Linked DNA regions of Homo sapiens: region 1 is linked to region 2. Evidence: chromatin loops called from intact Hi-C (ENCODE). Cell type or tissue: CD4-positive, alpha-beta T cell. All regions are shown on one strand. Each heading gives the region's core, and the rest is flanking DNA. Links, peaks and the distances in the headings are about the cores only. Region 1 overlaps SUPT3H (SPT3 homolog, SAGA and STAGA complex component). Region 2 overlaps SUPT3H (SPT3 homolog, SAGA and STAGA complex component).

Region 1 (15,791 bases), core at 6,431-10,430, 150 kb after region 2:
ATATGAAAAAAGTGGGATGAATTTTTATGACAAAATATAAGTTCACAAAGAAATACCTATTTATAGCAAGCTGCTTTGTGAAACACTCCTCAGACTTTCTGGTATACATGGTTGTCTTCTCTGACCTTAGGGGAACTTTTGTGGAAACTTTGAGAAGTACTGAGGCTTAGGCCAAGCAAAAAACAAAGGCGGAAAAACCCACCTTAAAACACTGGTGAGTCATCAGTGAGGCAGACACTTGTAGGTTGACTAACGAAGCACTCATTCCCTAACACCTCTCCTGTCTACCTGTATAAAGGAGACTGGAAAAGCTAAATACAGTCAATTTTTGTAATTCTTGGTAGTTAGATTCTGTAAAGTCACCATGATGACTGAATTAGCAAATTCTCAACTATTGCTCCTAAGGAAAATATGAACAAACACACATACACCCACACATTTCATGTAGGCTATATAATCTTAATCCTGAAAACTACTCATCCTGGTAGAGTCTCTCTTTATTTAACAAAAGAGAAACTGAGGTTCAGAGTGTTAACTGACTTTTTGATGCCCCATGAATAGGTCCCAGATTTGGGATTCAAACTCGTTCAGCTGGTTCTAGAGCTGGAGCTACTTGAACTACACTGCACTGCCCCCCACAGCTCTGTCCTCTGGTGGGCATCTCTGTGTGAGAGCTGAAACAAGAAGGCAGAGTGTCTCCCTGTTAGACCTTAGCTGGGAATATGTGTATCAGCTACTCAGATTTTTCACTGCTCTACATGTTTGTTAATGATCATGAAAACACAGCAAGTACTGATTTTGGGGTTACAAGTAAATTTTGGTGAGTAGGCTGATTCACAAATACGGGATTGCAAATAATAAGGATCAACTATTTACTTTTTAAATCTCCCTAATAATTAGGGGTAGGTATGTGACAGAGTTCTTCTGGTTAAAGGTAAGTAATTAAATGCATGCTGAGGACCTCTTGCTTTTTTTTTTTTTTTATAAAAGTGACAAGTGGTGGTGCATCACCCTTTTCTTTCTGATTTAATGTTGATTTGAGTTGAAAAGTATGGCAGTGATCCTCTGACAACAAGGTAACAAGTATAAACATGAAAAGCAGGGCTGTAAGGTAAAAAGATAGTGGTCCTTGGTTATAGCAATGAGCAGCTAAACCCATCCTAGCAACCACCTACTGACAGTCATTTTAATTGAGAAAAATAACTACCTACATATTTAAGCTGCTGTTGGTTAAGCTTACTGTTATTTGGAAAAGAATGATTTCCAATTGACATAGCCAATAATCCAGCTTTTACGTAAGTTTTTTTAAAAATAGAAAGTTAATGTATTTACTGGCAGTTGATTATGCTCACTACTTTACATATGTAATACTTATGTACTATATTAGATAGAAGATTATTTTAACTGGCTGTATTCTTGGCCAGATTTAGGTAACAGTAAATTACCTAAATGCTAAGTTAAGTGCGGTATTGTAGTGCATTTCTTTTGATAATCACAATTAACAATGCAATTAGCAGTGAAATGAATTGTACCAACTTGAGCTTTGTCTTTCATGACATTATTACTTTGAGTCATTAGTAATGCAATGCAAAGCTTTTTAAGTTGTTTCCAGTTATCTGCAGTTCACCTAGAAAGTCTGGAAATACAGAAACTAGTGCTCAAGAATTCCATATTGCTCACTAATGTTTTAGATATGTAATCTCCCCACTTCTCTTGCAATATATATGTTGTTCTGTAATTTCATAGGCCAGCAAAAGATCTTTGAACATCAGTTGTTCTTGTGCTCTATCAAAACAAGAAAATAATTGTCACTTCACACCCTACAGATCTCCAGGGATGCAGACAGTCTTTGGAATATACTCTAGTCTTTAACTTCTTGAGTGATCAAATAATCTTATATTTAAGTGAAGTTTCTCCTTATATTTGAAGTCATTTTCCCCCATTTGATCTTCATTGATTATAGACAGTTCATTATTCTTATCATGAAAATAATTTATATATTATCTATCACTATGAACAAGCATCGTTACTCTTAGAAAAGAATGAGCATTTTAAGGGACTTGAAGTCTCTTCTTGGCTGTCTCCCTTGAACTACCTGGAGAAGACATCTCATAGCGTTGTAAACACTTTAAGGTTAGGTACCGCCTCTTACCTTTATATCCTCAGCTGTTAGCACATGGCCTTAAATAGGGAGTTTTATACCCATTTGTTGAGTCTAATTATCTTTAATTTGTATATAATGTTTTGGTTTTTGTTTTAGAGTTGAGGTTTTGCACTGTTGCCCAGGCTGGAATGCAGTGGCATGATCTTGGCTCACTGGAGCCTCAAACCTCTGGGCTTAAGTATTCCTCCTGCCTCAGTCTCCTGAGTAGCTGGGACTATAGGTGCACACCACCCCAGCTGGCTAAGAGTTTTTATTTTTGTAGAGAAGGGATCTTGCTATGTTGCCCAGGCCTGCCTCAAACTCCTGCCCTCAAGCAATCCTCCCTGCCTTGTCCTACTGAGTCACTGGGATTACAAGCACTACACCTGGCTCTTTCTTCTTCTTCTTCTTCTTTTTTTAATGAGTCTCATTAATTTGTAGCAAGTCATATAACACTGAATTAATCTGGCAATTATATGATCATTGGTAAATCTATGGGGCAAAGACCTGCCTGTCAGGTTGGGGAATGTGAAAAATATCCATACCCTTGAAAGCAAACTGTGGCATTACCTTTGTCAGTTCCATGTTTTTGTTTTTGTTTTTTTTTAAACATGTTCTGAAGAGTTATACACATTCCTATGTATTTGTTGGAATGCTGTGGTTGTCATTGTCTTTATTTAGTACGTGTTACATTTAAGACACTGCCTAAGATACAAAACAACAGGCATCATCCTTCATCTCCTGGTTTTACTGTTTTGTTGAGTGATAAAGACATTTGAATTAAATAGTACAGAAATAGTGTGTAAAATAGTGTTTAAATTAAGCCATATAAAATAAAATGTCTACTTGTGTGATGCTGAAAAAATTCGAGAGAAGAATAATATAGTAGGTCTTTATTAATCAAATGTTTATTGGGTGTCAGTTGTGATTAAAGCACCAAGACAGGCTTTGTGTGTGTGTTGAGTGGTCAGCAGCTTTACGGTATGGAGGGAGGGTCAAAGTCAAATAAGACACTATTCATGCCTTCAAGGAGCTCTGACTTCATGTACAGTGGCCTTTAGCAGTAATGGTACTTCCAAAAGTGCTTTTGAAAAAAATGCAGTTTATGAGAGTCTCACACAATTTGTTGTAGAGAAGAGAAAATGCAATAAGAGTTCAGAGAGTAGAGATATTTTTCTAGTGTCCATACTCTCAAGAGACTTCTGTTATAGAAAAGTATTGCCCTACGTAGAGATCAGATCTCCTGAGGTAGGTGCAGTCAATTGAAAGTTTATAATGTGGCTGTGAACTATTCTTTTGGGGCTCAGGAGTCACCTTTATAGTCAGGCCCAGGTAATGCTTCCTTCTGGACACAAGAGTTCATCAGATAAACATTACTGTGTTAGTCTGTTCTTGTGTTGCTATAAAGAAATACCTGAGACTGGGTAATTTATAAGAAAAGAGGTTTAATGGACTCACAGTTCTACAGGCTGTACAGGAAGCATGGTGCTGGCATCTGCTTCTGGGGAAACCTCAGAAAGCTTACAAATCATGGCAGAAGGTAAAGGGGGAGCAGGTGTCTCATGGAATGAGCAGAAGCAAGAGAGAGTGTTGGGGGAACACACTTAAACAACCAGAGCTCCTGAGAATGAACTCACTATTTCAAGGACAGCACTAAGCCATGAGGGATCCGCCCCCATGACCCAAACACCTCCCACTAGGCCCACACTCCAACACTGCAGATTTTATCTCAACATGAAATTTGGAGGGAACATTCAAACTTATCAATTACCTGTTTCAGAGGCAGGAAAATTTTGTGGTGTAGTTAAAGGATTTTATAGGGGGAGATTCATATCAAGACCTAGAATGGAAACTTTGGGTATCCATATTTTTTCTTGTATAACAAATTTTTGTATTGCCTACATATTGTATTTCTTTTGTGTCTATGAGTAGTTTTACTGTGTTCATTAATTTTTTTCCTTTGTACTTTACTTTTTTACTCTACCTTCCTCACTTAAATTTACAAATTTTATGGATTTTTTTTTTGTTTCAATTCAGTATGCATTTCAGGCCTTTTGGAAACTCACCGTAATTCACTTATATATAAAAAATGTTTTTCCCAGCTAAAACAATATTTTTAGTTTCAGGTTTTGCTATGCTTGCAGAATCTGTGTGTGTCGTGCTCATTCATTTCTATGGAAAATCTCTTTATATCTTGACTGTGGATGTAGTACTTACGTCTTTGGTCATCTAATTTTAGACTGATTTTCAAGAAAACATTTGGTCATGCATTTATTTTGTCCTCTACATTGAAGCACTACTGTTATACGACTACTGTGAATACTTGCTGTAGATCTTTTTGTAAGTCCCTTTTAATATTCCAGAAACTTTAACTGCCTTGTTTGAAGACCTGCCTCATATTAACAATTTTTCAAAATAAACAACATTTTAGTGAGTTTGTATTTCTTTGACAAGAACTTGAATGTGAGTCTTAGCCTGCCAAATGGCTATTTAAGAGAAACATTTCGGTATCCTTGTTAATGACCTTGGCTTTAACCATTTGAGAGGTACATGCTATGCTTTATATTAGTTCTTCTGGTACCTACTTTGCAATACTATTTTAAAGTTCTATTTTATTTCTCTGATGACTGTACCATAAATTAATTATTTGAACCCAGATTTTTGTTAGTTTATAACTCGCATTAATTTTTGGGATTGTGGACTATGTTGTGTTATTTGGGTATATGTAGGTGTGGGTGTGTTTTAACTGTGACTTCTGGTCTTCAAGAAAAAAGCTCAGACCAATAATTGTTTTTGAAAAATTCCTGACATAACTGAACTGTAATTTATTAATATTTTACTTTTACATTTTGGAAACAAAATAAAGAGCAAGAACAACCAACAAACCAAAAAAGTAATAAGGAGAAGCTAACTAAACGTGGATCTTGTTGTAGTAGCTAAACAAAGAAAGGAATTTGAACACTTTAAACATGAGAAATTTATGATAGAGTTGTGTAGCAAGTACACATTTATAATTTATTTAAAACAGGATCTCTGACTGTTCAGAAACTATGTAGATGAATTGTGAGTTATGGGTGAATCTACATGGTTCTTGCTGGCCTCCATGACTGAAGAAAGCTTGATGTTTAGATATTGGGTGAGGCTATTGATGGCTCTAGATCCAAGGATGACAACCTGTCTCTCCGTAAACCCTTTCTCTGGGATGACTATTTTGATCTGTGCCTGAGATAACTGATCATGCTAATTGATTTTGAAGCCTAGAGGCCTAATTAGGCAGCCAATTAAGTAATTTCGAATAGTGACTTCATGATAAGTAATTTGAGCCAGTTACGTTCAGGTGTGCCCAGTAACAATCTTTCACCTCTGTAGAGGTGGAATCAATGTCATTGAATCCCATATTGCATCATTGGAAAATGGGTCTGCTGCATTGACAGTAAGTTAAGTACAGCTTGATCAAATCTGGTCAGTTCAATAGGATATTGTGCTTGAAGAGCAGAGGCTTGACAACCTACGAAGAAAGGTGACTGGAGAACTGAACATCTTGGTCATCCCCTTCAGTGGGGAGGAGAGAATGGGAATGTAGGGACTGGATTCTAACACAACTGCATAGGTCATCCTGACATACTACATTATGGATTTTAGAATGCAGCAGTGATGAACACTCAGTCAAATTGAAATGTGTCTTCCTTGCCATTGGATTTGAGTCCTTTTGCTCTGATTTTTTTGATCTTGTAACCACACTTTCTGATGAGATAGCCCCACTGACCAGCAAGGACCACCTACCTCAGGGTGACTAGTAGTAGTGGAGTGTCTTGTTTTCCCATTACCTACATATTCTTGGTAACAGATGCTATAGAATGTGTTCATATCAGGATATGACCTCTGGTTCTGCACCATCATAGTATAAAATAGGTGAGTGAGTAGGGTGGGCAATAGGAATATTTCTGGAAGCCATTCCTATACTCTGACAGCTAGCGATAACCATACAAGGAAGTGGCTGGGTATGTCTCACCCCAAATCAAAGGTATCCCCAAGTCATCCCTTCCTTAGCAGGATTCCAAAAATGTCTGATCTAGAAGAGTGTTATCCTGTGTAGAGTTCAGATGTTTTGAGGTTGGTGGAGTCAACCCAGAACTTAGAACGTGGCTGTGAACTAGTGTTCCTTCTTCTAGGGCCCAAGATTTACTTTTATTGCCAGTCGTAGGTATGCTTCCTTCTGGACACTACAGTTTATCAAGTTGAACATTACCCTATTTCAGTTGCAGTGAGCCGAGATAGTGCCACTACATTCCAGCTTGGGTGACATAGTGAGACTCCATCTCAAAAAAAAAAAAAAAAAAATATATATATATATATATATATATGTATATTTATATATATAAAATATAGGCATTATCTATCTATCTATCTATCTATCTATCTATCTATCTATCTATCTCTATGGTTTCTACCCAGACCAATTAAATGATTGTAGATCAGAGTCAGGGAAGAAGTGACTCTGTTAGGGGTTGAATTTATAAAATAATTATATAATATATATTAGTATATAAATATATTAATTATAAATTATAATAATTTATAAATAAATTATAAATGTGATTCTTTTTTAAATCCCCTAGAGCATGGATGGGTCATGTTGAGGAGTTATAATTACGTATTATTAATAATTACTATAATTACAGAAATTATAAGTTTAGATATATAGTTTTTAGAATGCTGATCATGATCTATAACGATTCTCATCCTTGGCTACACATTAAAATTACCTAAAAAGCTTTTTAAAAATATAATGCTGGCCGGGTGCGGTGGCTCACTCCTGTAATCCCAGCACTTGGGAGGCCGAGGCAGGCGGATCACGAGGTCAGGAGTTTGAGACCAGCCTTACCAACATGGTGAAACCCTGTCTCTACTAAAAATACAAAAATTAGCCGGGCATGGTGGTGCGCGCCTGTAATCCCAGCTGCTCAGGAGGCTGAGGCAGGAGAATAGCTTCAACCCGGGAGCTGGAGGTTGCAGTGAGCTGAGATAGTGCCACTGCACTCCAGCCTGGGTGACACAGTGAGACTCCATCTCAAAAAGAAATACATATGTATATATATATTTATATATATAAAACATAGGCATCATATATATACATATATGTATGTGGTTTCTACCCAGACCAATTAAATCAGAATCTCTTGGGGTTGGAGTTCTTGGCATTGGTACGTCTTTCAAATCTGTAGGTGAGTCTAATGTGCAGCCAAGTTGAGAATGACTGGTCTTGTCATACATTATAAATGTATGATCTGATGATACATTATAAATGAAATGTTAAATAATATATTGATTTTTGGAGGTTGGTTCTTAAATACTGTTTTTAAAAAGAATGTTTCAAAATATAAAAATTGATAACCATTTTTCTTAATCATATGTTGCTTGTTAAGCCTCTCCAATTATTATGAGATTATTGAAACTCTTTTCTACGATGTTGTATATAAACATAGTCCATGAAGTTGAATACATTTGTGAAGTTAAAAAAAGGATGGGAAGATTTCACCAGTGTTTTAACAGAAATAAATAATATTTTTGCCAGATGATTGCATTTTCATGGAAAATTATTGGAAGTTGCATTCCTTTAACTTATTAATGTTCTCTGATCAAATCAACAGATCAAGTATAGGTGGTAGTTTCTGTTAAGTTCTTTACACATGTGTCTTGATTTCAACTAGATTATCCAAGTCTCACTTTTTTTTCACTAAAACCATAAAAATTATGGTACTAAATCATGGAATTACTTCATTAAATGTCTATGTGTCAACAAATATTTCACACTAGCTTTGGAAGTTATTGTAAAAAGTGTTCTGATAAAAAAATCAAAAACTTCATCATTCTAAAATATATATATATATTAAGAGAAAACCAAGGGTTTTAAAAATATAGAATGGGGACATTTTAAAAAACTCATTTCTTGTTATACTCATAAACTTATTTATGTTTCTTTGGGTTAACAGATGAATTCTGCAAAGCTGACACTGATTTAACATTTTTATAAACAAAGATTCCAGAAATTTATTGAAATTATATTAATTATATTAGTATTAGAACAGAAAATATATATTATTATATTAGTATCAGAACAGAAAAGGGAAAGAAAAGGGAGCTAGCATTTTGAAATTTATGTTAGTCATTGAGCCTATGCCTTTAAATGTGACAGCAAAGGTTATCGTAAGAAGTGTTTGCATTGTATCTTTTGACCACTCTAGAACTCAGGAAGGATGCAACAGTTTTGTTAGTTAAAAAACACTATACAAATGTTGAGGATATCTGCATGACCTTAGGAGACTGAAAGCATTTTTGTCATCCTGTGATAAGAGTAAAACCAGGTGGCTGTATTCTGTGGCTTAGGATGTGGGTTTCTTTGTTTCTGATAGTCTCAGACACTGAGAGAAACAAGTTACATATGCAAAATGAGCTTATGCTCATGCTTAAAATGTTTTTAAGCATCGTGTAGCTTGGTAGCATAATTATTGGCCATAGAATCTTCCATTGGCTGTTTTTTTGTGACAAGCTATTTTCTTTTTTCTTCTTCTTTTTTAAATCCCCTAGAACATAGATGGGTCATGTTGAGAAATTATAAACATATTATTTACTCTAAGAGGTAATGAGTTTGGCTTTATTGTCCTTGAATTTGAACGTTAGATGAATTATTTGCTGTAAGGTATAGTTCAAAAATATAAATTTGCCCATTTTTGGGTAGATTGGCCTATCATTTATATATAAGTGAACTTTTACTGGTTTCTTCAACAGAATGCTTCATAGTAGCTTCAAGTTAGCTCCATTGCCCTAATATGTGGGGGTTTTCCTGAGTACAGTGACCCTGGAATCTCAGTCTTGCCCCTTAGTCCTTTTCCCCTTATTTATCTATAATTATGTAACAGTGAAAAGGAGGCGTAGCATGACTAACTCCATTTTTGTTCCTAACTCCCCATCCTTCATGCTCTCTTTTAGGTTAGCTGCTTTTGCTTATCTTTGTACATAGGCCAAGCTAACTATGGGAGGAATTTAGCTTATAGTTTAAAGCAAGGATGATAATAGTCCCTTCCTTGAAACTAACTCCTGAGGAGATAAGGAGGGTTTACACAGAAGTAACAATGTAGTGTTAAAAGATTTGTTGAAGCATTGTGACCTGACCAAGGACAAAGAAGTTTCAGTCTTCTTTGACCGTCACTGCTGCCCACATCAGCCCCTTCCCTCATCTCCCTTTCCCCCACATAAAAGGAGCCTAAAATTCATATTAACTTAAGATGGTTCTTTAGGACACTAGTTCACCATCTTCTTGGTATGCTGGCTCTCCAAATAGAAGTCACTTTCCTTGCCTCTTGACATCTTGGCTGTCATGTGGCAAGTGGTAAGAGCTTTGAACTTCGTTACAATTCATTGTAAAACAACATTCTCAATTAATTGGTTATGAAGCAAAGTCTACTTAATATTTTATGAGAATATTTATGGTTCAACATATATATTTGAAATAGGAAGTTAGAGCTATCTTAATCACACATTCTAATGAGCCCAGTAAGATGCATTTTTTGTTTCACACTAATTTTGTTGTGCCATTTTTTTCAAACCTAACTTTTTTCCTTCTAAGATGAACAGAGTTTCACTCCAAATTGCAGATCAAACACTACCTTCTCCACGGAAGTCATGTACTGACTGTCCATATTATCAGGCACGTAGGTACAGAGGCCAAGGGAGAGCTTCCCCTTTGCCCTCTGAAGGTTCTCTGAAAATGAACTGACAAAAGGCAGATTAATAGGGGAAAGGGCATACACGTTTATTTAACAGGTATAACACAGGGGAATTGCAAGAGAATGATTACCCAATAACCCAATGAGGTTTAGATGCTACATATTCTTCCTCATTGGGGATAGGGTTGATGGGTGCAGGGCAGGATGTAGGAGTAAATGATTTTTAGGGGATATGAATGAGCCTGAAGAACAATGGCCTGGGACTAAGTTCCTCTGAACTGGAGTCAAGGAGCAGGAAGGTGAGAAGCACAACTTCACTGTGAACAAAAGTTGTCCTATTATGCACATAAATTCCCTCAGGTAATCTCTAGAAGCTGCTCTCACAATAGATGAAAAGTCTATGTGAGCATGGTGACTACTCACTGAAGTTTTCTCTCTTCTCTAGTGGTTAATTGGTCTTGATTATTTGATGAGATTCTTGGGAGGAGGTCTGTTATTTTCTGAGCCACAACACTGGCATAAGATACCTTTCTTAGCCTTGATGCCATTCTTGGAAGTTTTCTTCTTCTTCTTTTTTTTAATTGTTCAGTCATTTCTTCATTGAACAGACATTGACTAAGCATCATCCTCCAATTGTTTCGTTTCAAACACTTCCTAGAATCCTTCCTATATAGTAGGTGTGAAGTAAATAATATGTGAATTAATTGACTATATGGATTTCAAGCTACTTGTGTTTTAAGCTAAGTAGGCAAAACCAAAAGTATTGATTGACCTTTGGGATTTTCTTTATTTGAAATTAGTTCTAACATAGGAGGACTAAGCGCTTTTTTTTTTTTTTTTCTTGAGACAGAGTCTTGCTCTGTTGCCCAGGCTGTAGTGCAGTGGCGTGATCTCAGCTCACTGGAACCTCCGCCTCCCGGGTTCAAGCGATTCTCCTGCCTCAGCCTCCCGAGTAGCTGGGTCTACAGGCATGCACTAGCACGCCTGGCTAATTTTTTTGCATTTTTAGTAGAGACAGGGTTTCACCATGTTGGTTAGGCTGGTTTCGAACTCCTGACCTTAACTGATCCACCCGCCTCAGCCTCCCAAAGTGCTGGGATTACAGGCGTGAGCCACCGTGCCCGGCCTAAGCTCTGATTTTTTATCTTGCCCAAATTCCAACCTACAGGCATGTGCCACCACTACTGGCTACTTTTGTATTTTTGGTAGAGGCAGGGTTTCACCATGTTGGCCAGGCTGGTCTCGAACTCCTGACCTCAAGTGATCCATCAGCCTCGGGCTCCCTAAGTGTTGGGATTACAGGTGTGGGCCACTGTGCCCAGCCAACATTATCTTTTGACCTATCTTTGTTAACACAAATATGCACATTTTTCATTTAATTTTTAATAATGTATTATAGTTCCTATGCAGGTTGAGTCATCAGTTTCTTTTCCTTGTTGCCTTATTAATTTTACTTTATTATTGAGAGTTGTTTCACAAACATGAGACATATATTCTGATATCTACTTGTTGTTCCTATTAAGTGATTAATTATTGTTGTCCCTATTAAGGGACTAATTTATTCAACTAACATTATTGTGTGCCTATCATGCCTAAGGCATTGTTCTGGCCACTAGGGCTACACTAGTGAAGAAGATGAAGGTTCTGTCTTCATAAAGCTTACATTCTAATGGCAGAAGTAGACAACAAACAGATACATGATATTATGTCTGATAGTGGTAAGTCCTAGGAAGAAAAATAAAGCAGGATAAGGGGATGGAATATGATAGAAGCTGATATTTTCAATATGATGACCAAGAAAGGCCAATCTGAAAGGTGATATTTGAGCTAAGATCTGAATGCCATTATGCCAGAATGCCCTAGATACTGCTATATTGCTCTTCCTGTGTGAGAGAATAGCAAATGTAAAGATGTTTAGGGAGGAATGTATTTGGTGTGTTTGAGGAACATCACAAAGGCTATTTGGTAAGGGTAGAAGGTATATATAGATGAGGGCAAAGAAGCCAGACCTTGTAGGGCATGATCAGGAGTTGTGATTTTATTTAAATGTATATATATTTTTTTACTTAAAGGATTTTGATTAGGAGAGCATATGATTAAATTTAAAAGGATTACTCTAGGAGCTGGGTGTGGTGGCTCATGCCTGTAATCCCAGCACTTTGGGAGGCTGAGACGAGTGGATCACTTGAGGTCAGGAGTTTGAGACCAGCCTGGCCAACATGGTGAAAACCCGTCTCTCCGAAAAATAACAAAAATTAGCCGGGCGTGGTGTTGCACACCTGTAGTCTAGTTACTCGGGAGGCTGAGGCACGAGAATCACTTGAACCCGGGAGGCACAGGTTGCAGTGAGCTGAGATAGGACTACTGCACTCTAGCCTGGGCAAGAGAATGAGACTGTGTCTCAAAAATAAAAATAAAAGGATTCCTCTAGCTGCTTTGTGGAGGAAACACATCAGGTGGGACAGAGGTGAAAGCAGACAACCAGATAGACGTCTACTAGAACTGCCCAGGCTAGAGATGATAGCAGCTTCGCTTAAGGCATTAGCAGTTGGAGATGTGAAAATTGATTGCATTGTGGAAATAAATATTCTAAAGGTAGCTCGCAAGATTTGCTAATAGATCTGATGTGGTGCACAAGAAAAAGCAAAATGTTGGAGATGATTTTAAGGCCTTTGGGCTTAAGAATTGGGAATGGTGGTGCCAATGAGATAGTGAGGAACTACTTTTGGAGAAGAAAATTAAGATTTTCTTCTTAATTTTGGGTGTGTTCTGTTTATGATACCAAGTTAGCAGTGGGATCAGAGAGTCCAGAATTCTGGGGAAAAGTTAGCATAGAAGTTTGGGAATCGGCTTATAGATGGTATTTAAAGATTTGGGACTAGATGAGGTCACCTAGAAAGTATATGTAGATATAGAAGAGAAGTTGATCTGAGAATTGAGCCCTCAGGAACAAGTTAATGTTACAAGAACAGAAAGAGAACCAACCAAAGAAACTGAGAAGATGCTGCTGTTGAGATAGAAGAAAACCAGTAGAGCATGGTGTCCCAGCAACCAAATGAAGAAGGATTTCAGAAAGGAAAGACTGAACTGTTTTAATGCTAAGGGCCTTTATCACTGGGCTAACTTAGCTAGCCTATTGGTAGACAATACTTGCCTAGAAAAGAGAAACTTGATATAAATTGATGTTAATTTTAAAAATACTTTGATTTAGAAAACAGTTACAATTATGAATTAGAATTACATTTTTACGTCATAATTAATTACCTGTAAGATTTAATGCCCAGTGTTGGAGGAAGGTTAAACACTTTTAACTTGTTTTAAAGTGAGTACAGTTAACTTTCTGTTTCTAAGGGCCTGATTTAAGCATTTCTTTGCCCAGCTTCACTCCATTATAATCTAGTCTTTGTGTGATAGTCTTAAATGGCTACATATTTCTAAGAATATCAGTTTGATATGAGCAATCTTAATTACAGATAATCTGAAATACTTTTGTCAATATGAGTGCTATATATGGTGGTATATGGGCTTTCAATCTTTTTGAAACTTGCTTAACAGAGGATATTTGAAAATAGATTTAGAATAGTGTTTGTAGAAATTAGCCAATTAGAATAGTTTTTTCCCAACACTGAATTAAAAATACTAGATGAAAAAATAAAGCTTTTTATAAGTACTAAAATTTATTAAGAGTTTAGTTTGAACTCATTTAGTTTACTATCTGCATACCCACTTTTCTCTTTTCAAAATTTTTCAAAAATTTTGTCCTGTAAATAGCCATAAAGGCTATAGTTGGAGAAATATGTATGAAACATCTTTTTCTTTGGATTTCAAGAAGTTAACTTTTTTGTTTTCTGGTTATTTCTCTCATTGAATGCTTTGAAAGCAGTATAAAGATGGCTGGGTGCGGTGGCTCACGCCTGTAATCCCAGCACTTTGGGAGGCCGAGGCAGGTGGATCACGAGGTCAGGAGTTCGAGACCAGCCTGCCCAGGGTGGTGAAACCTGTCTCTACTAAAAATACAAAAAACTAGCCGGGCATGGTGGCGCACGCCTGTAGTCCCAGCTACTTGGGAAGCTGAGGCAGGAAAATTGCTTGAACATGGCAGGCGGAGGTTGCAGTGAGCCGAGATTGTGCCACTGCACTCCAGCCTGGGCGACAGAGTGAGACTCCATCTTAAAAAAAAAAAAAAAAAAAACGCAGAATAAAGATTATAAGTAGAAGTAGAAGTTGGTCTGAGAATCGAGCCTTCAGGCACAAGGTAATGTTTCAAGAACAGAAAGAGAACCAACCAAAGAAATGGAGAAAATGCTGCCACTGAGATAGAAGAAAACTATAAGGCATGGTGTCCCATGCTGAGTTTACTTTATATTCAATATTGATTCTGAATTTAGTTTATATTCAATATTGAATGTTTAGAGAAAAATATCTCATTTTGTGTTGTCTCTCTACTCAGCTGTGTTTTAGTAGACTCTTTAAGTATTTATATATTTGTGTATTTCGTATGATAGCTCTAGAAGAACAGAAATTTCCAACAATGGTCATTTTTTCATCAGACATTTCCATGTATGTTTGACTGATGTCAGTTAAGACTTGACAAAAATTTCCCAAGTAATATTTTTAGGGACCCATATGTTAAGCTATATCTGAATGCTACTATTTTTAGTAAAAAAAGGAACAAATAAAACTTTGAACTTTTAGAATTTAAAATGTATAATTTTCTTATATCCTAATTGGTTCTTTTGATTTATGAGTAGCTCCTGGAATCATGAGTAAAAAAAATAAGCTTCATTAAAGAAATCATGATTATTTTAGAATAACAGTTCTCAACCTTAGTTGTACATATTTGTAACCATTCTGAGGAGCTCTTAAAAAAAACATTGATGCTGGGGCCCCAATTTCAAATATTCAGATTCAATTTACCTGATATGTAGCCTGGACCTTTTTTAAAAAAATTGTTCAGGTGATTTTAACATTCAGCCAGTGTTAGAACCACTGTGCTGAAGCTGTCACTCACTTGATCTTAGCCAAAAGGCCAAGAAGTGATGCTGAAGCCATCACTCAGTATCGCTGAATAAGGATGGGAAATTTTACTTAGATATGCTAATATTTTAGCTATTTAATACTAAACATAGAGATATTTGGAATTTTTTTTAAAGTTTTTTTGTCCAGATTGTTAACATTTTTTAGACTTTGCTTAGCACTGACCAGATAACATCTACCTTAGTATATTCTTACTTTGATTCCTGGTTTATACTACATTTAAAGACATTGATGTGAGTTCAAGTGTGTCTACCTAAATATGGATTTTATGTGATTTCAGCTTTTCTTCTACTTAAGCATTGGAGAGATAATTTTTAAATGGTTTTTGCAACTGACAAATTTATTTTCTCTCCAATGATTTGGCAGTGATGATATTTCGTAAAGTAAATCAACTAATGGAAAAGTTGTAAAGTCTTGAGTAGTTCCAGTAGGGGATTCCATTTCCATTATTAACTTGCTACTGTAGACTGTACATAGTGGAACCTGAATTTAAAAGTGTTATGCAGAGTTTTTAACCTAAATTATTAAACCTTATTCTGTCATTTTTTTGGTTATGATTTTCCTTTCAACTGTAGTAGGTCATAGATAGCTACAAGTTGGCATTTATGAGAAATAATTGGAGTGAAAATTGACAGTGACAGTTCATTTCCACTTTGGACAGTATTTATAATTTGTAACTTATGATGGGGTTATTCTTATGTATAGGCAATGTTTGTTCATACCAATGCATATTTGTCACAGGTATGTGTTATAATATTTTTCAAGTTACAACTACTGTATATTAATATGTTTAGTAATCCCAACAGTTCACACAAAAGAGAATTGGAAATTTAAGATGTCCAAAAACATATTGTGTACTAAAAGTTTGGGATGATACATAAATA
Region 2 (15,791 bases), core at 6,264-10,263:
CATATTTAATTATAAGACACATCATAAGACACATAATTATAAGACACCTATTTAATTATAAAACACATAAATCATTGCAAGCAGTAAGAAAGATAGCTCGTCTGAGAGAGAAACACACACATATACAAACCCAAAAAGCATCTTCAAGGGTCATTTAATGTGAGGGCAGATTGATTGCCCTGTCTGCCTCAGTACATTTTAAAAGATATCAGTGTAGGAATTTAATGAACTAGTTGACAAGAGGAACATTTTTTTAAACATACTTTTTTATGAAAGACTGGGAAATATTTAATATTTATGTAGGGAAGATTTTCATCCAAAATTAATAAATTAAAAATAGTTTTGACATTTAAAGTTATATAATGATCATGTAGTAGGAAAATCTCTGAGAAATAAAATCTTGACTAATAATAAATGGTTAATATAGATTTACTTTATTTATTTCACTATCTCTTGGTACTATTTTAAATCTCTAGGACTCCTGTCATTTTTAGTTATAAATTCATGTTTTTTGAAAATTGAGAAATCCTAAAGATGGCATATTTTTGAAATAATTTATGGATTATTCAATACAACTGGTTGGTGTATACTCTAGCATTGCTATTTAGTTATTTACTGCATGAAATATTTATAAAGTTGATTAGTGATAATATCTTAAATTAATAGACTTTATTTTTCAGTGCAGTTTTAAATTTACAGACAAATTGATCACAAAGTACAGAGAATTCCCATAAGCTCTCACCTTCCTGCCACTGCCAACAGCTCTCAGTTTACTCTTACTAATATCTTGCATTGGTGGTCTACACTTAATAACAATTGATGAACCAATATTGATACATTATAGTTAGCTAAAGTCCACAGTTTACATTAGGATTTTTTCTTTATGTTGTACCATTTCATAGGTTTTGCCAAATGTATAATGTCCTGTCTCCAAAATTACGGTGTCATCCAGAATAGTTTCACTGCCCTAAATATCCTCTGTGCACCTCCTATCCTTCTCTCTCCACAATCCCTGTTAATAACTATTTTTTTCTTCCCTTTCTTTTTACTGATACATGTATGTAATAGTGGTTAAATACATATAACATAAATTTACTATCTTAACCATTGTGACAACGGATCTTTTTACTCTGTCTATAGTATTGCCTTTTCCAGTATGTCATGTAGTTGGAATTGACTCCCAATCCTGCAAGTCCTTTTCATAATGGTGTTAATCTATTCCTGAGGGTGAGGCTCTCATCACCTGAAAACCTCCCATTTTAAAAATTGTGTTACTTGTTTTTTTGCATTCCTTATGTATTTTAGATATTAACCCCTTTGCAGATGTATGGTTTGCAAATATATTTTCTCATTCTGTATGCTTGTTTCTTTACTCTGTTGATTGTTTTCTTTGTTCTGTAGAAGTGTTTTAGTTTATTGTAATCCCATTTGCCTATTTTTGCTTTTGTTGCCAGTTCTTTTGGGGTCATATCCAAAACATTATTATCCAAACCAATTTCATAGAGCTTTTCCCCTCTGTTTTCTTCTAGCAGCTTTGCAATTTCATGTCTTATGTTTGTGTTTAATGCAGTTTGAGTTGATTTTTGTGTATGTTGTTAGATAAGGATCTAATTTTATTCTTCTGCATGTAGCTAACCAGTTTCCCCAGCACCATTTATTGAAGAGACTATCCTTCCCTCATTTTGTGTTCTTGGCATCTTTATTGAAAATCAGTTGACAGTAAATGTATGGATTTACTTCTGGATTCACTGTTCTGTTCCGTTAGTGTGTGTGCTTTTATGCCCGTACCATGCTGTTTTGATTACTGTAGCTTGATAGTAGATTTTCAAATTAGGTAATGTGAAGCCTCTGGATTTGCTTTTTGCTCAAGACTGCTTTGGCTATTTGGGGTCATTTGTGGTTCCATATGAATTTTAGGATTTTTTTTCTGTTTCTGTGGAAAGTGTCATTAGATAAAGATTGCATTCAGTCTTTAGGTCACTTTGGGTAGTCTGGACATTTTGACAATATTCTTTTTTTTTTTTTTTTTTTTTTTTTGAGACAGAGTCTTCCTCTGTTACCCAGGCTGAAGTGCAAGTGGTGTGATCTCAACTCACTGCAACCTCTACCTCCCAGGCTCAAGTGATCCTTCCACCTCAGCCTCCTGAGTAGCTGGAACTATCTGTGCATGCCACGATGCCTGGCTAATTTTTGTATTTTTTGTAGAGATGGGGTCTCGCCATGTTGCCCAGGCTGGTCTTGAACTTCTGAGCTCAAGTGATCCGCCCACCTTGGCCTCCTAAATTTCTGAGATTACAGGTTCCATATGGCATGAGCCACTGTGCCTGGCCTTAACAATATTCTTTCAATACATAAAGTTAGAATATCTTTCCATTTAATTGTGTCTTCTTCCATTTCTTTCCTCAGTGTTCATGCAGGCATGAGCCGCTGTGCCTGGTTTTAACAATATTCTTTCAATCCATAAAGTTAGGATATCTTTCCATTTAATTGTGTCTTCCATTTCTTTCATCAGTGTTTTGTAGTTTTCACAGTATAGTGTACAGGCTGTACTTCTTTGGTCAAATTTATTTCTAAGTATTTACCTTTTTTTGGTAGCTATTGTTAATGAGTTTTTTAAAATTTCTTTTTTGAATAGTATGGAAATGATACTGATTTTCACATGTTAATTTTGTGTCTTGCAGAATTACTGAATTTGTTTATTTGTTCTAACAGTTTATTCCAGAGTCTTTAGGTTTTACTCCATGAAAGATTATGTTGTCTGCAAACAGAGATGATATAACTTTTTCCTTTGGATGCCTATTATTTCTTTCTCTTATCTAATTTTGCTTGATACAGTATTTTTTTTTTTTGCTTTTTATAGGAGTTATTTAGTATTTACAGCTTTCAACATAGACATCCCCCTGATTCATTTTTATTTTTTATTTTTTTAAAATTTTATTTTTCCATAAGTTATTGGAGTACAGGTGGTATTTGGTTACATGAGTAAGTTCTTTAGTGGAGATTTGTGAGAACCTGGTGCACCCATCACCCGAGCAGTATACACTGCACCATATTTGTTGTCTTTTATCCCCCACTTCACTCCCACTCTTCTCCCCAAGTCTCCAAAGTCCATTGTATCATTGTTACGCCTTTGTGTCCTCATAGCTTAGTTCCCACATATCAGTGAGAACATACGATGTTTGGTTTTCCATTCCTGAGTTACTTCACTTGGAATAATAGTCTCTAATCTCATCCAGGTCATTGCAAATGCTGTTAATTCATTCCTTTGTATGGTTGAGTAGTATTCCATCATCTATCTATCTATCTATCTATCTATCTATCTATCTATCTATCTATCTATCTGTCTATCTGAGCTTCTTTATCCACTCATTGATTGATAGGCATTTGGGTTGGTTCCATGATTTTGCTATTGTGAATTGTGCTGCTATAAACATGCGTGTGCAAGTATCTTTTTAGAATAATGACTTCTTTTCCTCAGGGTAGATACCCAGTAATGAGATTGCTGGATCAAATGGTAGTTCTACTTTTAGTTCTTTAAGGAGTTTCCACACTGTTTTCCATAGCAGCTTGTACTGGTTTACATTCCTACCAGCAGTGTAGAAGTGTTCCCTGTTCACCGCATCCATGCCAACATCTACTGTGTTTTGATTCTTTGATTATGGCCATTCTTACAGGAGTAAGGTGGTATCGCATTGTGGTTTTGATTTGCATTTCCCTGATCATTAGTGATGTTGAGCATTTTTTCATGTGTTTGTTGGCCATTTGTATATCTTCTTTTGAGAGTTGTCTATTCATGTCCTTAGCCCACTTTTTGATGGTATTGATTGATTTTTCTTGTTGATTTGAGTTTGTTGTAGATTCTAGATATTAGTCCTTTGTCAGATATATAGATTGTGAAGATTTTCTCCAACTCTGTGGGTTGTCAGTTTACTTTGCTGATTGTTCCTTTTGCCATGCAAAAGCTCTTTAATTAGGTCACAGCTATTTTTTTTTGTTTTTATTGCAATTGCTTTTGGGTTTTTGGTCATGGAATCCTTGTTTAAGGCAATGTCTAGAAGGGTTTTTCCAATGTTAACTTCTAGAATTTTTAGTTTCAGGTCTTAGATTTAAGTCCTTAATCCATCTTGAGTTGATTTTTGTATAAGGTGAGAGATGAGGATCGAGTTTCATTCTCCTACATGTGGCTAGCCTAGTGTCTGAGCACCATTTGTTGAAAAGGGAGTCCTTTCCCCACTTTATGTTTTTGTTTGTTTTGTCAAAGATCAGTTGGCTATAAGTATTTGGATTTATTTCTGAGTTCTCTATTCTGTTCCATTGGTCTATATGCTTATTTTTATACTAGTACCATGCTGTTTTGGTGACTATGGCCTCATAGTATATTTTGAAATCAGGTAATATGATGCCTCCAGATTTGTTCTTTTTGCTTAGCCTTGCTTTGGCTATGTGGGCTCTTTTTTGGTTCCATATGAATTTTAGAATTGTTTTTTCTAACTGTGGAGAATGGTGGTGCTATTTTGATGGGGATTGCTTTGAATTTATAGATTGCTTTTGGCAGTATGATGATTTTCACAATACTGATTCTGGCCATCCGTGAGCATAGGATGTGTTTCCATTTGTTTGTGTTGTCTGTAATTTCTTTTAGCAGTATTTTGTAGTTTTCCTTGTAGAGGTCTTTCGACTCCTTTGTTAGGTATATTCCTAAGTATTTTATTATTTTTGCAGCTATTGTAAAAGGGATTGAGTTATTGATTTCTCAGCTTGATTGCTGTTGGTATATAGAAGAGCTACTGATTTGTGTACTTTAATCTTGTATCCGGAAACTTTACTGAATTCTTTTATCAATTCTAGGAGCTTTCTGGAGAAGTACTTAGGGTTTCCAAGGTAAACAATCATATTGTCAGCAAACGGCAACAGTCTGACTTCCTCTTTACCGACGTGGATGCCCTTTATCTCTTTCTCTTGTCGGATTGTTCTGGCTAAGACTTCCAGTACTATGTTGAAGAGGAGTGGTGAGAATGGGCATCCTTGTCTTGTTCCCATTCTCAGGGGGAATACTTTCAAGTTTTCCCCATTCAGTATTATGTTGGCTGTGGTTTTGTCATAGATGGCTTTTATTACATTAAGGTATGTCCCTTGTATGTTGATTTTGCTGAGGGTTTTGATCATAAAGGGATGCTGGATTTTGTCGAATGCTTTTTCTGCATCGATTGAGATGATTGTGTGATTTTTGTTTTAAAATCTGTTTATGTGGTGAAATATATTTATTGACTTGCATATGTTAAACCATCCCTGCATCCCTGGTATGAAACCCACTTGATCATGGTGGATTATCTTTTTGATGTGTTACTGGATTTGGTTAGCTAGTATTTTGTTAAGGATTTTAGTATCTATGTTCATCAAGGATATCGGTCTGTAGTTTTCTTTTTTGGTTATGTCCTTCCCTGGTTTTGTTATTAGGGTGACGCTGGCTTCATAGAATGGATTAGTGAGGGTTCCCTCTTTCTCTATCTTGTGGAATAGTGTTGAAAGGATTGGTACCAGTTCTTCTTTGAATGTCTGGTAGAATTCTGCTGTGAATCCGTCTGGTCGTGGACTTTTTTTTTTTTTTATAATTTTTAAATTACCATTTCAATCTCGCTGCTTGTTATTGGTCTGTTCAAGGTATCTAATTCTTCCTTATTTAAGCTAGCAGGGTTGTATTTTCTAGGAATTGATCCATCTGTTCTAGGTTTTCTAGTTTATGTGTGTAAAGGTGTTCATAGTAGTCTCGAATGATCTTTTGTATTTCAGTAGTGTCAGTTGTAGTATCTCCTGTTTCATTTCTCAGTGAGGTTATTTGGATTTTCTCTCTTTTCTTGGTTAATCTTGCAAATGGTCTATCAATCTTATATATCTTTTCAAATAACCATCTTTTTGTTTCATGTATCTTTTGTACTGTATTTTTTGTTTGTTTGTTTCAATTTTGTTTAGTTCTGCTCTGCTCTTATTTTTTTTCTTCTACTGGGTTTGGTTTTGGTTTGTTCTTGTTTCTGTAGTTCCCTGAGGCGTGACTTTAGATTGTCTGTTTGTGCTCTTTCAACCTTTTTGATGTAGGCGTTTAGGGCTATGAACTTTCCTCTTAGCATTGCCTTTGCTGTGTCCCAGAGGTTTTGATAAGTTATGTCATTATTGTCATTCAGTTCGAAGAATTTTTTAATTTTCATTTTGATTTCATTTTTGATCCAGTGCTCATTCAAGAGCAGGTTATTTAATTTCCATGTATTTGCATGGTTTTGAGGGTTCCTTTTGGAGTTGATTTCCAGTTTTATTCCACTGTGGTCTGAGAAAGTGCTTGATAGCATTTCAATTTTCTTAAATTTATTGAGGCTCTTTATATGGCCTATCATATGGTCTATCTTGGCGAAAGTTCCTTGGCTGTTGAATAGAATGTGTATTCTGCAGTTGTTGGATGAAATGTTCTGTATATATCTGCTCAAAGTCTATTTGTTCCAAGGTATAGTTTAAATTTATTATTTCTTTGTTGACTGTCTTGTTGACCTGTCTAGTGCTGTCAGTGGAGTATTGAAGTCCCCCCCCCCCCCCACATTATTGTGTTGCTGTCTATCTCATTTTTAGGTCTGTTAGTAATTGTTTTATAAATTTGGGAGCTCCAGTATTAGGTGCATATATGTTTAGGATTATGATATTTTCCTGTTGGACAAGGCCTTTTATCATTATATAATGTCCCTTTTTGTCTTTTTTTTTTTTTTTGAGATGGAGTCTCACTCTGTCGTCCAGGCTGGAGTGCAGTGGCACGATCTCGGCTCACTGCAAGCTCCGCTTCCTGGGTTCACGCCATTCTCCTGCCTCAGCTTCCTGAGTAGCTGGGACTACAGGCACCCGCCACCATGCCTGGCTAATTTTTTTGTATATTTTGTGGAGATAGGGTTTCACTGTGTTAGCCAGGGCCAGGATGGTCTTGATCTCCTGACCTCGTGATCTGCACACCTTGGCCTCCCAAAGTGCTGGGATTACAGGTGTCAGCCACTGTGCCCGGCCTTTTGTCTTTTTTAACTGTTGTTGCTTTAAGGTTTCTTTTGTCTGATATAAGAATTGCTACTCCTGCTTGCTTTTGGTGTCCATTTGCATGAAATGCTCTTTACTACCCCTTTAAGTTTATGTGAGTCCTTATGTGTTAGGTGAATCTCCTGAAGGCAGCAGATAATTGGTTGGTGAGTTCTTACCTATTCTGCAATTCTGTATGTTATAAGTGGAGCATTTAGGCCATTTACATTCCATGTTAGTATTGAAATGTGAGGTACCCTTGCATTCATCATGTTCTTTGTTACCTTTATACTTTGTTTTTTTTGTTTTTGCTTTTTAACTTGTATTTTTGTTTTATAGGTCGTGTGTGCTTTATGCTTTAAAGAGATTCTGTTTTGATGTGTTTCCAGGATTTGTTTCAAGATTTAGAGCTCCTTTTAGCAGTTCTTTTAGTGGTTGCTTGGTAATGGTGAATTCTCTCAGCATTTGTCTGAAAATGACTGTATCTTTCCTTCATATATGATGTTTAGTTTCGCTGGATACAAAATTCTTGGCTGAAGATTGTTTTGTTTGAGGAGGTTGAAGATAGGGCCCCAATCCCTTCTAGCTTGTAGGGTTTCTGCTCAGAAATCTGCTGTTAATCTGATAGGTTTTCCTTTATAGGTTACCTGGTACTTTTGTCTAACAGCTTTTATGATACTTTCCTTTGTCTTAACTTTGGATAACCTGACGACAGTGTGCCTAGACATTGATCTTTTTGTGATGAATTTCCCAGGTGTTTTTTTGTGCTTCTTGTATTTGGATGTCTAGGTCTCTAGCAAGGCTGGGGAAGTTTTCCTTGATTATTCCCCCAGATATGTTTTCTAAGCTTTTAGAATTGTCTTCTTCCTCAGGAACACTGATTATTCTTAGGTCTGTTAGTAATTGTGCATTCTCCACAGAGTATTCTTAGGTTTGGTTGTTTAACATAATCCCAAACTTCTTGGAGGGTTTGTTCATATTATTCTGTTTTCTTTTTCTTTGTTGGATTGGGTTAGTTCGAAGACCTTGTCTTTGAGCTCTCAATTTCTTCTACTTGTTCTGTTCTATTGCTGAGACTTTCCAGAGCATTTTGCATTTCTAAAAGTGTGTCCAAAGTTTCCTGAATTTTTGATTGTATTTTCTTTATGCTATCTATTTTGTTGAATATTGATCCCTTCACTTCTTATATCACTTTTTGGATTTCCTTGCATTGGGCTTCGCCTTTCTCTGGTCCCTCCCTGTTTAGCTTAATAACTAACTTCCTGAATTCTTTTTCAGGTAAGTGAGGGATTTCTTCTTGGTTTGGATCCATTGCTGGTGAACTAGTGTGATTTTATGGGGGTGTTGATGAACCCTGTTTTGTCATATTACCAGGGTTGATTTCCTGGTTCTTTCCTATTTGGGTAGGCTCTGTCAGAGGGAAGGTCTAGGGTTGAAGGCTGTTGTTCAGATTTTTTTGTCCCACAGGGGGTTCCCTTGATGTAGTACTCGCCCCCTTTTCCTGTGGTTATGGCTTCCTGTGAGCCAAACTGCCTGATTGTTTTCTCTCTTCTGGGTCTAGCCACCCAGTGAGTCTACCCAGCTCCTGGCTGGTGCTGAGGGTTTCTGTGCACAGTCCTTCTGATGTGAACCGTCTATGGGTCTCTCAGCAGTGGATACCAGTGCCTGTTCTGGTGGAGGTGGTGGAGGGTGCAACGGACTCTGTGAGGGTTCTTAGCTTTGGTGGTTTAATGCTCTATTTTTGTGCTGGTTGACTTCCTGCCAGGAGGTGGTGCTTTCTAGAAAGCATCAGCTGTAGTAGTGTGGAGAGGGATCAGCAGTGGGTGGGGCCCTAGAACTCCCAGGATTGTATGTCCTTTGTCTTTGGCTACCAGGTTTCCTAGGGAAATCCTGTCAGGTGGGGATGGGGCTAGGTGTGTCTGAATTCAGACTCTACTTGGGCCGTCTTGCTGTGGCTACTGTGGGGGATGGGGTGAGATTCCCAGGTCACTGGAATTGTATACCTAGGAGGATTATGGCTGCCTCTGCCGAGTCATGCAGGTTGTCAGGGATGTGAGGAAAAGCGGCAATCACAGGCCTCACTTAGCTCCCAAGCGAACTGAAAGGCTGGTCTCATTCCCACCGTGCTGCCCACAACAGCCCCAAGTCTGTTTCCAGGTGGAGGGCACGCTTGAAAACTTACCAGAGGCTTTCCACTTCCCAGAGTATTTGAGGTGTCTCCCAGGTACTGCAGGAGCAGTCCGCTTTCTTCAGAGGTTCTGTGGGTCCTCTCAGGATTGCTGGTTTGTTCCTGCAGTTGATCAGAAGCTAACATTCACAATCTGGTACACTATTCTTGGTGGACATTTTCTCCCCATCCTTTTCATCACTTTGACTATATCATCCCATTCTCTCCTGGTCTGTAAGGTGTCTACCGAGAAAACTGCTGTTAGCCTTATTTGAACTCTGTTATATGTGATTTCTTTCTTTTCTCTTGTTGGTTTCAGGATCTTTTCTTTATGTTTGATTTCTGACAGTTTGGTTATAATATACCTTCGTCTATTCTTGTTTGGATTAACTCTGATGGGAGATTTTTTTCCCTGCCTATATGTTGATATTTATATCTTCTTCAGATTTGGGACATTTTCTGCTATTTATTTAAATAAGATTTCTATCACTTTTTCTCTTTCTTCTTCTTGAACTCCTATGACCGAAATATTTGCTGTTTTGATGCTGTCTCATATATTTTATAAGCTTTCTTCAGTTACATAGTTTTTTTTTTCTCTTTTGACTATATATTTTTAACTAACTTGTCCTTAAGATCACAGATCTTCTGCTTGATCAGTTCTGATATTGTTGATACTCAGTTAAAGTTTTAATTTCATTTCATCGTGTTTTTCGGCTTTGGAATTTGTTTCTTTTTATAATTTCAATCTATTAGGTTTTTCATTTTGGTCATTTATTTTCTTGAAGTTCACTGAGCTCACTTAAAATGATTATTCTGATTTCTTTCTCAGGCAGTTTATCTTCATTTCTTTGTGGTCAGGCACTGGGAGATTGTATTCTTTTTTTTTTTTTTCCTAAATATTTAGACATCTATTTTTAAAAGGCATAAACACTCACAGTGTTATCATAATCCTTTCTCCATTTATTTTTCTTTTTATTCAAAATGACTAGCTAGCTTATATGCATATTTTAAAGTAGCTGAATAGCTCAGGAAAAACAAAAATTTGCATAACCAAATTGTGCACCTTTTTTTTTTCCAAATATTTAGACATTCTGTTTTTAAAAGGCATAAACAGTGCTATCATAATCATTTCTCCATTTATTTTTCTTCTTATTCAAAATGACTAGCTAGCTTATATGCATGTTTTAAAGTAGCTGAATAGCTCAGGAAAAACAAAAATTTGCATAACAAACCAAATTGTGCACCTTTTTTTTTTTAATTCAGAATTTTCATTATTTTTTTTGACTTTTTTTTTTTTAAATTTATTTTTTTTGTTATACTTTAAGTTCTAGGGTACATGTGCACAACTTGCAGGTTTCTTACATATGTTTACATGTGCCATGTTGGTGTACTGCACCCATTAACTCGTCATTTACATTAGTTATATCTCCTAATGCTTTCCCTCCTCCCTCCCCCGATCCCAGGACAGGAGCTCTTGTAGGGCAGGCCTGGTGGTGACAAAATCTCTCAGCATTTGCTTCTCTGTGAAGTATTTTATTTCTCCTTCACTTATGAAGCTTAGTTTGGCTGGATATGCAATTCTGGGTTGAAAATTCTTTTCTTTAAAATGTTGAATATTGGCCCCCACTCTCTTCTGGCTCGTAGTTTCTGCTGAGAGATCAGCTGTTAGTCTGATGGTCTTCCCTTTGTGGGTAACCCGACCTTTTTCTCTGGCTGCCCTTAACATTTTTTCCTTCATTTCAACTTAGGTGAATCTGACAATTATGTGTCTTGGAGTTGCTCTTCTCGAGGAGTATCTTTGTGGCGTTCTCTGTATTTCCTGATTTTGCATGTTGGCCTGCCTTGCTAGATTGGGGAAGTTCTCCTGCAGAGTGTTTTCCAACTTGGTTCCATTCTCCCTGTCACTTTCAGGTACACCAATCAGGTGTAGATTTGGTCTTTTCACATAGTCCCATATTTCTTGGAGGCTTTGCTTTTGTTTCTTTTTATTCTTTTTTCTCAAAACTTCTCTTCTCACTTCATTTCATTCATTTGATCTTCCATCACTGATACCCTTTCTTCCAGTTGATCAAATCGGCTACTGAAGCTTGTGCATTTGTCACGTAGTTCTCGTGCCGTGGTTTTCAGCTCCATCAGGTCCTTTAAGGACTTCTCTGCATTGGTTGTTCTAGTTAGCCATTTGTCTAATCTTATTTCAAGGTTTGCCATGGGTTTGAACTTCCTCCTTTAGCTCGGAGAAGCTTGATCGTCTGAAGCCTTCTTCTCTCAACTCGTCAAAGTCATTCTCCATCCAGCTTTGTTCCGTTTCTTGTGAGGAGCTGCGTTCCTTTAGAGGAGGAGAGGCACTCTGATTTTTAGAATTTTCAGTTTTTCTGTTCTGCTTTTTCCCCATCTTTGTCTTTTTTATCTACCTTTGGTCTTTGATGATGGTAATGTACAGATGGGGTTTTGGTGTGAATGTCCTTTCTGTTTGTTAGTTTTCCTTTTAACAGTCAGGACCCTCAGCTGCATGTCTGTTGGAGTTCGCTGGAGCTCCACTCCAGACCCTGTTTGCCTGGGTATCAGCAGCGGAGGCTGCAGAACAGCGTATATTGCTGAACAGCAAATGTTGCTGTCTGATTGTTTCTCTGGAGGTTTCGTCTCAGAGGGGTACCCAGCCGTATGAGGTGTCAGTCTGCCCCTACTGGGGGGTGCCTCCCAGTTAGGCTACTCGGGTGTCAGGGACCCACTTGAGGAGGCAGTCTGTCTGTTCTCAGACCTCCAGCTGTGTGCTGGGAGAACCCCTACTCTCTTCAAAGCTGTGAGACAGGGACGTTTAAGTCTGCAGAGGTTTCTGCTGCCTTTTGTTTGGCTATGCCCTGCCCCCAGAGGTGGAGTCTACAGAGGCAGGCAGGCCTCCTTGAGCTGCCGTGGGCTCCACCCAGTTCGAGCTTCCTGGTGGCTTTGTTTACCTACTCAAGCCTCAGCAATGGCGGGCACCCCTCCCCCAGCCTTGCTGCCGCCTTGCAGTTTGATCTCAGACAGCTGTGCTAGCAATGAGTGAGGCTCCGTGGGCCTGGGACCTTCTGAGCCAGGTGCGGGATATAATCTCCTGTGTGCCGTTTGCTAAGATCATTGGAAAAGCGCAGTGTTAGGGTGGGAGTGACCTGATTTTCCAGCTTTGCTTGGCCATGAAAGGGAATTCCCTGACCCCTTGCACTTCCAGGGTGAGGCGATGCCTCGCCCTGCTTTGGCTCACGCTCAGTGGGCTGCACCCACTGTCCTGCACCCACTGTCTGACAAGCCTCAGTGAGATGAACCCGGTACCTCAGTTGGAAATGCAGAAATCACCCGTCTTCTGTGTCGCTCATGCTGGGAGCTGTAGACTGGAGCTGTTCCTATTCGGCCATCTTGGAACCGCCCGATTGTATTCTTTTGGTGGTGTTTTGTCTCCTTGGTTTTTCATGGTTCTTGTTGCATTATGTTGATGTCTGAGCATTTGGTGGAGTAGTCACCCCTTGCAGACTTTTTGGGCTAGTTTTGCTATGGAAAGACCTTCACCTTATGAGGGCGCTTGTTGGTTAGGGTACAACAGTTCTGGCACCAGTGAGGGTTCAAGCTGGGTAATCTGTGTAGCTCTGCCAGCCGAGGTTGATTTTAGACCAAGATTGGAGGGATGCTCAGTGGCCAATAGTGTGAATCCTCAGTGGCTAATACTGATGTCTGTGGTGGCAGCAAGGGTTGTTGGGGTCTTTGGTGACAATGGCTGCTAAGGTCCTTGTGATCTCTTTTACTCCTAACAGGGAAGTTGTGGCTGAGCATGGATTCGTTTTGGTACTGGGTATGGCTTGTGGACTTGCTTGAAATAGCAGTGGTACTAGTTTGTGATGTGTGTTGCCTGTGATGTGGCCTTGGAGTTGAGACCTGAAGCCTGGGTACTTGTGGAGGGAGTATGGCTCTGGCATCTGGGTCCATAATGGCACTGATATGTATCATGTAGGCACCTCACCTGCCATGTTGGCAGCAGTATGTGATGCCTGGAGGCTTGTGAACACATCAGTGGAGATGAGAATTGGGAGTACAGGTATATGCAGAATTAGAGAGGCTCCTAGGTAGACGTGGGGCCTAGCTCTGTGTGATAGCTGGTTTGGTACTTGGAGTACAAGCATGAGCAGTGAGGGCTTGGCTTTTAGCCCAGGGAATATGAAGTTGCTCACTAAGGTGATGGCTCAGATATCTGAAATGTGGGCCCAGTGCAGCCACATTGCCTGGGCTTGGAGTGGGTTATTTGTAGAATGACTGCAGTTCTGGGGTTGGGGCAGGTGTGGAGTTGGGAAAGATAGTGGCTTCTACTCTGTCGTTGGTGATGTCATTTCCATTATTGGATTTTTAAGGCAAGGAGTTACATGATGTATGGTTTTGAATCATCTAATAGCAATGTGGTATATAGTGTATATTAGAAGGGACCAGAAGGATTTTGTAGTGAACAATGCTGAGGGCTTGAATGAACTAAAACCACATAAAGAAAGGGAACTCTGAAAACTGGTTGAAAATTAGTTTTGTGCATGTAATTTAATTTATAAACAAACAAGTTGGTGGAAGGAACATTTTGTCAAATGTTATTAGAATAATCTAGCTGAATTTATGTAGATGTATTTGTGAAAAGACTTTTGTAACTTCTTGAAAATTTCAAAACACGACCATTCATTTTATATGTGTAATAACACTGAATCATAAAATGCAGTAGGTATAGCGGAAGCAATAAATATTGTAGTTATATTGGAGTTGGTATGAAAAGACCATGATATTATGTAATACAGGTGGTGAGATGAAACGAGTTATGTTCCGGTAATATGGAAACAATTCATTTAGATTTAGAGCTAAAAGCCGATGTTTTTCGTTTGAGGTAGTTCAGGGAGTCTAATGGCTTAGATTAAAAAGTTCTACAAACTATAATTAGCCATGTCATTCTCTGGAATTTATGCCTCATGAAAATAATACTTTTCTTTGAAAAGCAAACGAATAAGCAAATATAAAAGCGTGAAGAAAATGCCTATTCCTCTGTGATTCCTATTGGATACATTATGTATTCAAAAAGAAGATCAGGCCATGGTGTTCTTGAGTTGGGTTTCTGTAATCAACTGTTTGTAAAAATAAACGTTTCAGGCTGTTGATTTCTTCTATTTGTGTTCTTTTAGTGCTCAAGTGGGTTTTCATTTTAAGTACATTATTGACTGATGATGGCCATTGGTGCTTAAAAAGAATCTAGGTATAATGGCATTGTGCATTTTCTAAGATATTTTTGGCATTCTTACCCATTAAATGGTTACTTTGCGAGGATAAGCAACTGGAAAAAAATCATTGAAGCCATTCTTTTCTATTCGTATTTTTGGTTTTGTTTTGAATACTACTTCTTTTATTTTCTCACCCTGTATTCCTAATAACTTCTTCCTCTTTGACCTTTCTTTTTAGGAAAAAAAATTTAACAGAAACTTTCTGAGGTCTGTTTGTATAGCTTTGAAATAACTTCTGCTAACAGTCTGTTTAGTTTTAGAAAATGATACTAGCCTTGTAGAGCAGTAGAATACTAAGTGGTATCATTAATGCCAAACATAACGATAAAATAGTGGAAAAATTTATTACATATTTAGTTTTTTGGATGGTTTCATTGAGGTGTGTCTTTGAGCATAATTATCAAAGTGATTTTTCCTTTAAATTAAGTAACATTCCTCTGCTAAATTGATTTTCAAAATTAGACCTCTATAATTTGGATGGATGGGTAGAGATTAGTAACTTTTATCTGTAATATTTTCCTGTATAAAGCAGTTTTAAATGTCTTTTAATATATTTTAAGTGAAATATAATTATTAGATATTGCTGTTTACACATTTAAATAGATAAAAAGTATATTATTTTTCCATTTATAAAGCATCCACTTTGTGAGAGTGACTAACTCTTACTGATCCTGATCTGTAGTATACTAGTACTTAGTTCTCATCTGCCAACATATTTAGCTTTCTACAGTATATAGTCTATTAAAAGAGAAGTACAACAAATTTAATTTAAAGATTTAATTGGCTTTGGTTTTTTTTTTTTTTGAGACAGAGTCTTGCTCTGTCGCCCAGGCTGGAGTGCAGTGGTGCAACCTCCCCCTCCTGGGTTCAAGCAATTCTTTTGCCTCAGCTTCCCGAGTAGCTGGGACTACAGGCGCGCACCACTATGCCCAGCTAATTTTTGTATTTTTATTAGATATGAGGTTTCACCATATTGGCCAGGCTGGTCTTGAACTCCTGACCTCGTGATCCGCCCACCTTGGCCTCCCAAAGTGCTGGGATTACAGGCATGAGCCACTGTGCCCGGCCTGGCTTTTTTTGTTTGTTTCTTTTTTTTTTTTTTTTTTTTTACTTCTAGAATCAGGCAACATCTCATTCTATTAAATAGAATGGACTGAGCAGAGATAGTTGGCTTTATAGGCCAAAAATGGCTGAAGAAAACAGAAACGAGAAACAAAAAGCAAATTGGTTGTTTCAAAGTTACTTTCCTTAGTGATGTTAAGCATTTTTTCATATGTTTGTTGGCCATTTCTCTATCTTCTTTTGAA

What was found. Peaks named below come from ENCODE experiments on the same cell type or tissue, not always from the same donor. Only the 100,000 strongest peaks of a DNase experiment are listed, where the experiment ranks them.
Region 1: it touches region 2 in a loop (2.0-fold over the local background); 2 of 110 quality-filtered maps call a loop at or near these places.

Annotation. Positions count from the first base shown.
Region 1 is chr6:45,148,992-45,164,782 of GRCh38, reverse strand. The region is part of intron 2 of SUPT3H (SPT3 homolog, SAGA and STAGA complex component); the gene reads left to right. It also overlaps the pseudogene LOC100420052. Among named protein-coding and RNA genes, the nearest start is that of MIR586, 41 kb to the left of the region's middle. In CD4-positive, alpha-beta T cell, for the core only: no CTCF peak of the experiment used is centred there; a DNase peak (open chromatin) is centred at 8,522.
Region 2 is chr6:45,303,474-45,319,264 of GRCh38, reverse strand. All of the region lies in intron 2 of SUPT3H (SPT3 homolog, SAGA and STAGA complex component), which reads left to right. Among named protein-coding and RNA genes, the nearest start is that of RUNX2, 17 kb to the left of the region's middle. In CD4-positive, alpha-beta T cell, for the core only: no CTCF peak of the experiment used is centred there; a DNase peak (open chromatin) is centred at 8,564; H3K27ac peaks cover 874 bases.